Regions from separate parts of the Homo sapiens genome. Here regions 1 and 3 are each linked to region 2. A link is an interaction called in ENCODE POLR2A ChIA-PET data of the cell type or tissue named here. Cell type or tissue: PC-9. All regions are shown on one strand. Links, peaks and the distances in the headings refer to the core of each region. The heading gives the core; the rest is flanking DNA.

The links. Peaks named below come from ENCODE experiments on the same cell type or tissue, not always from the same donor. Only the 100,000 strongest peaks of a DNase experiment are listed, where the experiment ranks them.
Region 1: POLR2A ChIA-PET joins it to region 2 with 5 read pairs; 4 of 35 experiments call an interaction of 5 or more read pairs at or near these places.
Region 3: POLR2A ChIA-PET joins it to region 2 with 7 read pairs; 2 of 35 experiments call an interaction of 5 or more read pairs at or near these places.

What each region holds. Positions count from the first base shown.
Region 1 is chr9:128,596,543-128,601,318 of GRCh38, forward strand. It overlaps SPTAN1 (spectrin alpha, non-erythrocytic 1), which reads left to right. Exons shown (of 57, transcript NM_001130438.3): 25 at 1,858-1,962; 26 at 2,421-2,444; 27 at 3,538-3,573. Among named protein-coding and RNA genes, the nearest start is that of SPTAN1, 46 kb to the left of the region's middle. In PC-9, for the core only: no CTCF peak of the experiment used is centred there; no DNase peak of the experiment used is centred there.
Region 2 is chr9:128,665,656-128,668,155 of GRCh38, forward strand. It overlaps a transcript of DYNC2I2 not described here. Among named protein-coding and RNA genes, the nearest start is that of DYNC2I2, 10 kb to the left of the region's middle. RefSeq lists an enhancer at 2,150-2,500. In PC-9, for the core only: no CTCF peak of the experiment used is centred there; a DNase peak (open chromatin) is centred at 1,126; H3K27ac peaks cover 1,176 bases.
Region 3 is chr9:128,990,464-128,995,239 of GRCh38, forward strand. NUP188 (nucleoporin 188) reads left to right here. Exons shown (of 44, transcript NM_015354.3): 26 at 2,734-2,940; 27 at 3,062-3,231; 28 at 3,910-3,979; 29 at 4,393-4,460. LOC101929314 (a long non-coding RNA gene) reads right to left here. Exons shown (of 4, transcript XR_007061810.1): 3 at 3,427-3,571; 4 at 3,191-3,268. Among named protein-coding and RNA genes, the nearest start is that of SH3GLB2, 35 kb to the right of the region's middle. In PC-9, for the core only: a CTCF peak has its summit at 2,742 (motif pointing right); no DNase peak of the experiment used is centred there.

The sequences.
Region 1 (4,776 bases), core at 1,216-3,715, 68 kb before region 2:
TGGGATTACAGGCGTGAGCCACCACGCCCGGCCTAATATACTACACATTGTTTATCCATTCCACCACTTAAAAGGATTCTTACAACAAATTAAAATGAGGAGGGAGAACTTATTTCTCCTATAGTAACTGTGCATTAAAATTTTATCTCGTTTTTATTTATTTTTTAGAGATAGGGTCTCACTCTCTCACACAGGGTAGAGGGCAGTGGATGATCATAGCTCACTGTAACCTCAAACTCCTGTGCTCAAGTGATCCTCCCACCTCAGCCACCCGAGTGGCTGGGACTATGCACATAGGCTACCACATCCATTATTATAATTGAAAAAATTTTTCTGGCCGGGCCCAGTGGCGCATGCCTGTAATCCCAGCACTTTGGGAGGCCGAGGCAGGCAGATCACCTAAGGTCAGGAGTTCGAGACTAGCCTGGCCAACATGGCAAAACCCCATCTCTGCTGAAAATACAAAAATTAGCTGGGCGTGGTAGCGCCTGCCTGTAGACCCAGCTACTCGGTACACTGAGGCATGAAGATCGCTTGAACCCGGGAGGCGGAGGTTGCAGTGAGCCATGATCACGCCACTGCACTCCAGTCTGGGCAATAGAGTGAGACTGAGTCTCATTAGAGAAAAAAAAGAAAAAAAATTTTTCTGTAGAGATAGGGGTCTGGTTATGTTGCCCTAAGCTGGTCTTGAACTTAAGCAATCCTCCTGCTTTGGCCTCCCATAGTCCTGGGATTAAAGGTGTGAGCCACCACACCTGGCCTCATCACATTTTTAAAACATTATTTTAAAACCAAAAAGAGGTTTTAAAAAAGTCTCTATTTGATAAAATTATTTGCTGGGCATAGTGGTGTGTGCCTATAGTCCAAGCTACTCAGAAGATTGAGGTAGGAGGATTGCTTGAGCCTGGGAGGTAGAGACTGCAGTGATCCATGATTGTAATACTCCACTCCAGCGTGGGTGACAGTGAGACCCCGTCTCCAAAAAAGACAAAAAACTACAGTTAATGAAGTAAATTTGAGTCCAATAATTATCTGAGGACTGGGAAAACCAATCCATAGGGATACCTGTTGAACAGATCCTTATAGCTTTTTTTGTTTGTTTTGTTTTGTTTTTGTTTTGTTTTGAGACAGAGTCTTGCTCTGTTGCCCAGGATGGAGTGCAGTGGCACGATTTTGGCTCACTGTAACCTCTGCCGCACCCCGGTTCAAGCGATTCTCCTGCCTCAACCTCCCGAACAGCTGGGATTACAGGCGCCTGCCACCGCGCCTAGCTAATTTTTGTATTTTTAGTAGAGACGGGGTTTCACCATATTGGCCCGGCTGGTCTTGGACTCCTGACCTCGTGATCCACCCATCTCGGCCTCCCAAAGTGCTGGGATTACAGGCGTGAGCCACCGCACCCGGCCTGTTTTGTTTTGTTTTTGAGATGGAGTTTCGCTCTTGTTGCACAGGCTGGAGTGCAATGGCGCAATCTCAGCTCACCGCAACCTCTGCCTACCGGGTTCAAGCGATTCTCCTGCCTCAGCCTCCCGAGTAGCTGGGATTACAGGCATGGACCCCCACACCCAGCTAATTTTGTATTTTCAGTAGGGACAGGGTTTCTCCATGTTGGTTAGGTTGGTCTCGAACTCCCGACCTCAGGTGATCCGCCCACTTGGGCCTCCCAAAGTGCTGGGATTACAGGCGTGAGCCACCATGCCCCCAGCCATAGCTTATTTTTTTAATCCCCCCCTTTTTTTTTTTTGGTAGGCCTCTGTAGAAGAATCCTTATAGTTTCAAGCCATAGTTTGTGACTATGTCTCCTTTGACTTTGGCTTGCTATTTTGGGTTTTAGTTATTATGGCTTTTGCTTTAAAGGACCTGAAGGCCAATGAGTCACGGTTGAAGGACATTAACAAGGTAGCTGAAGACCTGGAGTCTGAAGGTCTCATGGCAGAGGAGGTGCAGGCTGTGCAACAACAGGTAGGTGTCTCCATCTTGGAGTGAGGCTCTGTTGCTGTAAGGATGCAGCTTTGTTCCTCTTGTGTCTGTCATAGCCCAACAAGCAGTGTTTCATAACACAGAACTGTGGCTTGGCTGTAGGTCAGGTCCTCTATGTGACCAAAACCATTTTGATTAACTTCTTTATACCCATATCCCTCACTTTCACTTGGTTTGGAGGGGGGTGGGGGCTTCTGTCTTCTCCGTAAGCTCATTAAATATTTAATGTTTATATAGCCATTAACTAATGGTAATTTCATAAGTTCCTCAAAGAAAAAGTTTATATATAAATACTTGAAGCTCTGCTGGACATTTGGACTGGCATTTCCATTTGTCCTTTTGGAATTATCTCCTGTGTTTCCAGGTTTGGCCATAATAAGTATTCTTGAGAGATGTGTATTTCTTCTAATAATAAAACTGGTTTCTCTCTCTCCTTGTAGGAAGTGTATGGCATGATGCCCAGGGTAAGTTTCGGGTGCTGTGTGTGGATCTTGAACATGAGAAGGACTTAAATCTTGGGAAGAATATCAAGCCAAGAACTTCTTCATCAGAATTGCTGTTCCTGAACCTCAGATGCCTTTTGTGTGTAAAGATTTGTGGAAAACTCCAAAAATTGATTTCTTTTTTTTTGAGACGGAGTCTCACTCTGTCAACCAGGCTGGAGTGCAGTGGTGTGATCTTGGCTCACTGCAACCTCCACCTCCCAGGTTCAAGCGATTCTCCCATCTCAGCTTCCTGAGTAGCTGGAATTCCACGCATGTGGCACCACACCCAGCTAATTTTTGTATTTTTAGTAGAGATGGGGTTTCACCATGTTGTCCAGGCTGGTCTCGAACTCCCAACCTCAGGTGATCTGCCCACCTCAGCTTCCCAGAGTGCTGGGATTACAGACGTGAGCCACCATGCCCAGCCCAGAAATTGATTTCTATTTGCCATTCTCCAAAAGACAAAAAAAGTTGGTTTTTTTTTTTTTCGGTCTTTTGTTTGTTTGTTTGTTTTTTAAGAGATAGGGTCTTGCTTTGTTGCCCAGACTGGAGGTCAGTGGCTTTTCACAGCTGCAGTTATAGCCTACTGCAGCCTCGAACTCTTGGCCTCAAGCAATCCTCCCACCTCAGCCTCCCAGGTATCTAGGACAACAGGCATGCAACACAAAGCACAGCTCTAAAAAAAAAAAAAAAAAAAAAGTCTTCTGTCTCTTCAGTTTTCTAAAACTTTTTCTATAGCTATCTTTAGGTTCATTTATTACCCCTTTGCAGACAATCTTATGAGTACAACATAAAAGTTGGTGGTTTTCTTATTAAATTTCTTTATTCTCTCCATTTCTTCTACTGGATAAAAAAATTGGAATTTTTCTCTCCCCTGTTTGTTGGCTTAATTTTTCTTAACCAGCCTTGTAGTTTGTTACCAGCCAAACTATGGAGGGAAAATGCTGTTTTGGTTAATGTATTAGTATCTGGGATCTCCCCTGGGGGAAACTAGAGTCATTCGCTGGAAAGGCCAGGTGCTTTGTTTCATGGTCAATTGCTTGGCTGCCTAAATTCCTCTTTCTTTGAATAGGATGAAACTGATTCCAAGACAGCCTCCCCGTGGAAGGTAAGAACTCCTTTGCAAATTATTGTTTTCAAGAGTTTTGCGAGATCATGAAATATGTCCTTTTCTGGTGTGCCTTTCTCTGAATATTCAGCTTAAGTCTTTAGTCATTTCTGGACTTGTTTGGGCTGGTTTCTTTCTGAATCTGTTAACTCTAAAATGTGATGCTTAATATACAAAAGCAGAGTGTCTGTCAAATGCTCAGTACAGTTAGGTTGCATTGATTACCCATGTTGGTGCAGGATATGCTGCAGCAGGGAGCACTGTTGTTGGCAGGGTCCCACCAGTAAGAGGCGGTCCAAAGGGAAATGATGTGAACACGAGAACAACTACACATGTAAAGGAGGGCAGGCCTTCATTCACCATCTGCCTGGCCTCTTTATCCTGTGGCCTAAGAAAGGCTTCAGAGATGCCCAATACAGAGATGTAAAGGGAGGAATGAGATGTTTCCCCACTACAGTAGACATTTTTCTGGACAAATCTGGGTGTGAATATGGCTTAACCAGAATGGGCCATCCCTGACCAAGAATACAGGGAGAAGGTGTGTTTTTTTGTTTTGTTTTGTTTTGAGATGGAGTATTGCCCTGTCACCCAGGCTGGAGTGCAGTGGCACAATCTCGGCTCACTGCAACCTCCGCCTCCCCAGTTCGAGCAATTCTCCTGCCTCAGCCTCCCAAGTAGCTGGGACTACAGGCATGTGCCACCATGCCTGGCAAATTTTTGTATTTTTAGTAGAGACAGGGTTTCGCCATGTTGGCCAGGGTGGTCTTTAACTCCTGACCTCAGGTGATCTGCCTGCCTCAGCCTTCCAAAGTGTTGGGATTACAGGCCTGAGTCACAGCACACAGCCAGGGAGAAAGTCTTTTTTTTTTTTTTTTTTTTTTTTTTTGAGACGGAGTCTCGCTCTGTTGCCCAGGCTGGAGTGCAGTGGCACGATCTCAGCTCACTGCAACCTCTGCTTCCCAGATTCAAGCGATCCTCCTTCCTCAGCTCCCCTAGTAGCTGGGGTTACAGGCATGCACCACCATGCCTCCTAATTTTTGTATGTTCAGAAGAGATAGGGTTTCCCTGTGTTAGCCAGGCTGGTCTCAAACTCCTGACCTCGGGTGATCCACCTGCCTCGGCCTCCCAAAGTGTTGGGATTACTGGCCCGGCTGAGGTTTTTTATGTGATACATTTATAACTGTGATTGTGTAACTGGTTGCC
Region 2 (2,500 bases), core at 1-2,500:
CCTACTTGGGAGGCTAAGGCAGGAAAATCGCTTGAACTCGGGAGGCAGAGGTTGCAGTGAGCCGAGATTGCACCACTATACTCCGGCCTGGGCGACAGAGTGAGACTCTGTGTCAAAAAAAAAAAAAAAAAAAAAAGTCGGGCCCAGTGGCTCACGCCTGTAATTCCAACACTTTGGGAGGCTGAGGCAGGCAGCTCATGAGGTCAGGAGTTCAACACCACCCTGACCAACATGGTGAAACCCCGTCTCTACTAAAAAAAAAAAAAAAAATTAGCCGGGCATGGTGGCGGGCGCCTGTAGTCCCAGCTACTCGGGAGGCTGAGGCAGGAGAATCGCTTGAACCCAGGAGGCGGTGGTTGTAGTGAGCCTAGATGGCACCACTGCACTCCAGCCTGGGAGACAGAGCAAGACTCCGTCTCAAAAAAATAGAAAAAAAATGTGTTGGATCAATTGACAAATATTTTGGAAAAATAACTTTGGGAGCCTAAGGCGGGCAGATCACTTGAGGTCAGCAGTTCGAGACCTGCCTGGCCAACATGGAGAAAACCCATCTCTACTAAAAATACAAAAGTTAGCCGGGCGTGGGCATGGTGGTGGGCGCCTGTAATTCCATCTATTTGGGAGGCTGAGGCATGAGAATTGCTTGAACCTGGGAGGTGGAGGTTGCAGTGAACCAAGATCGTGCCACTGCTCTCCAGCCTTGGTGACAGAGTGAGACCCTGTCTCAGAAAAAAAAAAAAAAAAAAAGCCAAAATACATCCACACATCATACTACAAAATTAATTCAGGTTGGTTATAAACTGGAATGTTAAAAATGAAGACAATGCCGGGCATGGTGGCCCACGCCTGTAATCCCAGCAGTTTGGGAGGCTGAGGTGGGCGGATCACTTGAGGTCAAGAGTTCAAGACTAGCCTGACCAACATGATGAAACCCCATCTCTACTAAAAACACAATAATTAGCTGGGCGTGGTCAGTGCCTATAATCCCAGCTACTCCGGAGGCTGAGGCAGGAGAATCCCTTGAACCCAGGAGGCAGAGGTTTCAGTGACCTGAGATTGTGCCACTGCATTCCAACCTGGGTGACAGAGCAAGACTCCATCTCAAAAAAAAAAAAAAAGAAGATAAGGCCTGGCATGGTGACTCATGCCTGTTGTAATCCCAGCACTTTCAGAAGCTAAGGTGGATGGATCACTTGAGCCCAGAAGTTCAAGACCAGCCTGAGCAAAATGGCAAAACCCTGTTGCTACGAAATACAAAAATTAGGCCAGGCGCGGTGGCTCACTCCTGTAATTCCAGCACTTTGGGAAGCAGAGGGGGGTGGATCACGAGGTCAGGAATTCAAGACCAGCCTGGCCAACATGGTGAAACCCCATCTCTATGAAAAATACAAAAATTGGCCAGGTGTGGTGGTGGGCACCTGTAATCCCAGCTACTCAGGAGGTTGAGGCAGGAGAATCGCTTGAACCCGGGAGGCAGAGGTTGCAGTGAGCCGAGATCACGCCATTGCACTCCAGCCTGGGCAACAGAGCAAAACTCCATCTCAAAAAAAATAATAATAATAATTAGGAGTGGTGATATGTGCCTTTAGTGCCAGCTACTAGGCTAAGGTGAGAGGATAACCTGAGCCCTAGGAGGCTGAGGTTGCAGTAAACTGTGATTATTTATTTTTATTTTTTATTTTTTTATTGAGATGGAGTCTCACACTGTCGCCCAGGATGGTGTGCAGTGGCACAATCTCAGCTTGCTGCAACCTCCGCCTCCCTGGTTCAAGCGATTCTCCTGCCTCAGCCTCCCGAGTAGCTGGGACTACAGGCGCCCGCCACCACGCCCGGCTAATTTTTGTATTTCTAGTAGAGATGGGGTTTCATTATGTTGGCCAGGCTGGTCTCACCTTGTGATCCGCCCGCCTCGTCCTGTATTTTTTTCTTTTTTGAGACACAGCCTCGCTCTGACACCAGGCTGGAGTGCAGTGGCTCCATCTCAGCTCACTGCAACCTCCACCTCCCTGGTTCAAGTGATTCTCCTGCCTCAGCTTCACGAGTTGCTGGGATTACAGGCATTCGCCACCACGCCCAGCTAATTTTTTTTTTTTTTTGAGAGGGAGTCTCACCCTGTTGCCAGGCTGGAGTGCAGTGGCGCAATCTTGGTTCACTGCAACCTCTGCCTCCTGGGTTCAAGCGATTCTCCTGCCTCAGCCTCCCGAGTAGCTGGGACTACAGGTGCGTGCCATCATGCCCAGCCAATTTTTGTATTTGTAGTAGAGATGGGGTTTCACCATGTTGGCCAGGATGGTCTCGATCTCTTTTTTTTTTTTTTTTTTTTTGAGATGGAGTCCCGCTCTGTCACCAGGCTGGAGTGCAGTGGCACAATCCCAGCTCACTGCAACTTCTGCCTCCCAGGTTCAAGCGATTCTCCTGCCTCAGCCTCCCGAGTAGCTGGGATTACAGGCGTGAGCCACTATGCCCAGCTAATTTTTGTACTTTTAATAGAGACGGGGTT
Region 3 (4,776 bases), core at 1,231-3,730, 330 kb after region 2:
ATGCCTGTAATTCCAGCACTTTGGGAGGCTGAGGTGGGTAGATCACAAGGTCAGGAGTTCAAGACCAACCTGGCCAAGATGGTGAAACCCTATCTCTCCTAAAAATACAAAAATTAGGGGGCCGGGCATGGTGGCTCACGCCTGTAATCCCAGCACTTTGGGAGGCCGAGGCGGGTGTATCACAGAGTCAGGAGATCAAGACCATCCTGGCTAATACGGTGAAACCCCTTCTCTACTGAAAAATACAAAAAATTAGCCAGGCATTATGGCAGGCGCCTGTAGTCCCAGCTAATTGGGAGGCTGAGGCAGGAGAATGGCATGCACTAGGGAGGCGGAACTTGCAGTGAGCTGAGATCGCGCCACTGCACTCCAGCCTGGGTGACAGAGCAAGACTCCATCTCAAAAATTAGCCAGGCGTGGTGGCAGGTGCCTGTGATCCCAGCTACTTGGGAGCCTGAGGCAGAGAGTTGCTTGAACCCGGGAGGCAGAAGTTGCGGTGAGCTGTGATCACGCCACTGCACTCCAGCCTGGGCGACAGAGCGAGACTCCGTCTCAAGATAAAAGGAGAAAAAAGACATGCTTATTGTAAAATATTTATTTAAATGTTACAAATAGATGTAACAGAAAGTTAAGATGCCCTATGATCTCCTTATTCCAAGAATCCCTATGGGCAGGGGGATATGCCATGCTCCAGATTTCTTTTTTTTTTTTTTTTTTTTGAAATAGGGTCTGGCTATGTCTCCAAGGCTGTGCTCCACATTTCTTATCTGTGTTCTTGTATTTTAAAAAGTATCGGCTGGGCGCTGTGGCTCACACCTGTAATCCCAGTACTTTGGGAGGCTGAAGCAGGTGGATCATGAGGTCAGGGGTTCAAGACCAGCGTGGCCAAGATGGTGAAACCCCACCTCTACTAAAAATACCAAAATTAGCTGGGTGGCAGGTGCCTGTAATCCCAGCTACTCAGGAGGCTGAGGCAGGAGAATCGCTTGAAACTGGGCAACAGAGGTTGCAGTGAGCTGAGATCACATCACTGCACTCCAGCCTGGGCGACAGAGTGAGACACCGCCTCAAAAAATAAAATAATAAAGGTATTTAGGGCTGGGCGTGGTGGCTCATGCCTGTAATCCCAGGACTCTGGGAGGCCCAGGTGGGTGGCTTGCCTGAGCTCAGGAGTTTGAAACCATCCTGGGCAACACGGTGAAACCCCATCTCTACTAAAATACAAAAAAATTAGCCGGGTGTGGCTGCGTGTGCCTGTAGTCCCAGGTACTCAGTAGGCTGAGGCAGGAGAATTGCTTGAACCCGGGAGGTGGAGGTTGCAGTGAGCCGAGTTCACACCACTGTGCTCCAGCCTGGGCGACAGAGTCAAAAAAAAAAAAAAAAGTATTTGAGTGTGTACTTTTGTTCTTGATAAAAGCAGAATTCCTGGTACTGTTTTTCTTTCTTTTTTTTTTTTTTTTTTGAGACGGAGTCTCGCTCTGTTGCCTAGGCTGGAGTGCAGTGGCGCGATCTCGGCTCACTGCAAGCTCCGCCTCCTGGGTTCAGCCATTCTCCTGCCTTAGCCTCCCGAGTAGCTGGGACTACAGGCGCCTGCCACTGCACCCGGCTAATTTTTTGTATTTTTTTTAGTAGAGACGGGGTTTCACCGTGGTCTCGATTTCCTGACCTCGTGATCTGCCCGCTTGGCCTCCCAAAGTGCTGGGATTACAGGCATGAGCCACCGCGCCCAGCCCTTCCTGGTACTGTTTTTGTTTTGAGACAGTCCCACTCCATCACCCAGGCTGGAGTGCTGTGGCATGATCTCACTGCAGCCTCCACTCCCAGGTTCATGCGATTCTCCTGTCTAAGCCTCCCAGGTTGCTGGGATTACAGGCGCCCACTACAACACCCAGCTGATTTTTTTGTATTTTTAGTAGGGACGAAGTTTTGCCATGTTGGCCAGGCTAGTCTCGAACTCCTGATCTCAAGTGATCTGCCTGCCTCAGCCTCCCAACATGCTGGGATTACAGGCGTGAGCCACTGTGCCTGGCCCCTGGTACTGTTTTATGACTGGCTTCCTTTACTTGATACCATATCAGGCAGTCTTGATGTGCTTCATGCCACATAGGCACATTTGGACTTCCTTCATTCTTTTTTGTCTTTTTTCCTTTTTTTAATTTGGACTTCCTTCATTCTTTTTAATGTTTGCATATCACATCCTAGAATGGATGCATCCTGATTTATTTGCGCTACTTTCTGTCTTTCACTATTACAAGCAGTGCTGCAGTGAACATTATTATCCCTACCACCCTGTAAACATTTGTTTACAGTTCCAAAGATTTATGTAGGTATAAATGAACATGATATTTTTTATTAGATATTTCCAAATTACCTTCCAAAAAACATTGTAACAGTTTATACTTATAACACCAAGTATTCTATCGTTGCTGCAAGGTCTTCATCATTGTTTAGTCTTTGCCAATCTAATAAGCAAAAAAATGTTTCACTTTTCAGTTTGTATTTATTTAACCATGAGGGAAGTTGAGCATTTCTTTATACTGATTACTGTCTTTCCTGTGAATTTGCGGGCATCTCATGCTTGTTTGTGGTGATGTCCCTTTTAGCCCAGAGCTGTAGTCTGGATGCTTCCCTTTCTGCCAATTTTCTGGGAGCTCTTCAGTGCCCTTCTGTGGGAGCCCATTGAGGTTTTTGTGGAAGCAGAGCTCTAAGCCTGTGTGTTCCGGTCTCCACCAGGTGGCCCCAATGTCAGTGTATGCTTGTCTGGGCAATGATGCGGCTGCCATTCGTGATGCCTTCCTGACCCGATTGCAGAGCAAAATTGAGGACATGCGCATCAAAGTCATGATTCTAGAGTTCCTCACTGTTGCAGTAGAGACCCAGCCAGGCCTCATCGAACTGTTTCTGAACCTGGAAGTTAAGGATGGCAGTGATGGCTCAAAGGTAAGCCTGTAACCTGGGATGACACTGGGAGTTGGCTCACTGGGAGGCAGATGCTGGGCTCTGCAAGTACAGCTGCTGGCAGTGGCTGTGGAACTGAACTCTTACCTGTCCCTTCTTGCAGGAATTCAGCCTTGGGATGTGGAGCTGTCTCCATGCAGTGCTGGAGCTGATTGATTCCCAACAGCAAGATCGATACTGGTGCCCACCCCTGCTGCATCGTGCCGCCATTGCCTTTTTGCATGCTCTGTGGCAGGATCGGAGGGACAGTGCCATGCTGGTCCTCCGAACCAAGTAAGTCTGCCTCTGGGAGTAGTTTCATTGTTCTGGTCTATAAAATGGGAGTAATAATAGCTCTTATCCCAGAGGTTTGTTGTGACAGTTCACTGGGAATAAGAGTGCTTAGTCCTGGTTCAATACCTGGGAGTTTTACACTAATTCTCTTTCTAATGCTGCTGCAAGTATTAAGGATCTTTAAATATTAAGCACCTGGAAGGTTCAGTTGCTTTTGTGTTCCTGCCTTTTGCTAACTAGCTGCATCAAAACTCATTATTCTTGAGAAACAGTAGATTCAGGAGAGAGGCGCTTGCTCAAGTCACTGGATTGAATGAAACATTCCGTTCTATTGGACCTGCTGGCACAAAGGGAAGGAGTGTTAAAAGGCTAAATTTGGGAGTCTGCTGTCTTATTTCCCTCCCTCCTCTTCTGTGGGGCTTTTGGGAATCTACAGTGGAAGGAATCTTGAAGAGTTTTTATTGATCAACTCTATAATGCATAAGTGTGATTCATGAGAGGAAAATGTAATTTTATCTATGGAAACCTTTCATTTATACGGGAACAACTGACTTATCAGACACATATTAGGATTGAGACTGGTAAAATATGAAGTGACCACCAAAGGGAGCTTGAGAGAGGAGAAAATGACTGTGAGAGGGAAAAAGTTATGATTTCAAACATTTATTTCCTTTTTAGACCCAAGTTTTGGGAAAATTTAACCAGTCCGCTGTTTGGAACCCTTTCTCCTCCCTCTGAAACATCAGAGGTAAGCTGTGGCAGAGGGCAGGATGGTGGCTACAAGTCCCTTGGAGGAAAGGCTGTGGGCTGTGAGATGGGGCCGTAGACAATGATACCTCCCCTAATTAAACAACAGAATGTTCCCTTCACTAGAAACGTCTTTCTCAGGGAAGTGCCAGCTTTCTGTCCCTTTGATGTCTTGCTTTGGGAAGGAAAGTGGTTTGCGCTACTGTGTGTTGGTGGCTCTGTGGTCTTCTCCATTCAGTTGGAGACGTTGTGGACCTGACGCCTCTGCTCTTGCAAGTCAGGACATTCACATTCAACAGGGGTTGTGCTAACTTGTTCTGCAAGTGTTGGGCCCCTGCTCTGTTCCCTGTTTGATATACTGGGGGAGATCAGTGATCAGAGATGTGATAATTGCCTGTTCTGCTATCTCCACAGCCCAGCATCCTGGAAACCTGTGCCCTAATCATGAAGATAATTTGCTTGGAGATATACTATGTAGTAAAGTGAGTACTTTCCCCTCTTGAGATTTTAACTGAAGGTTGGGGGAGTGGGAGTTGGTGGCCTACCACTGGGTGCATGGCTGGAAGAGCCAAGGCAGAGGAGAGAACTGGTTTGGAACCATTCATGGAAGGCCAGTGAGCTGTGTTCCTGGCCAATCCACCGATGGCATTTATGATTGTCAGAAAGAGTTATTGTGAAGCAAACTCCATGCAACTGGGATTTTATGGAGGAGGAATCCTGGAAAGGCCTCAGCCTAACCCACACGTTGGAGGTGTCCTGGAGCCGTCTGCCTTTAAGCCCATGCAAGGTCGTTTTCTC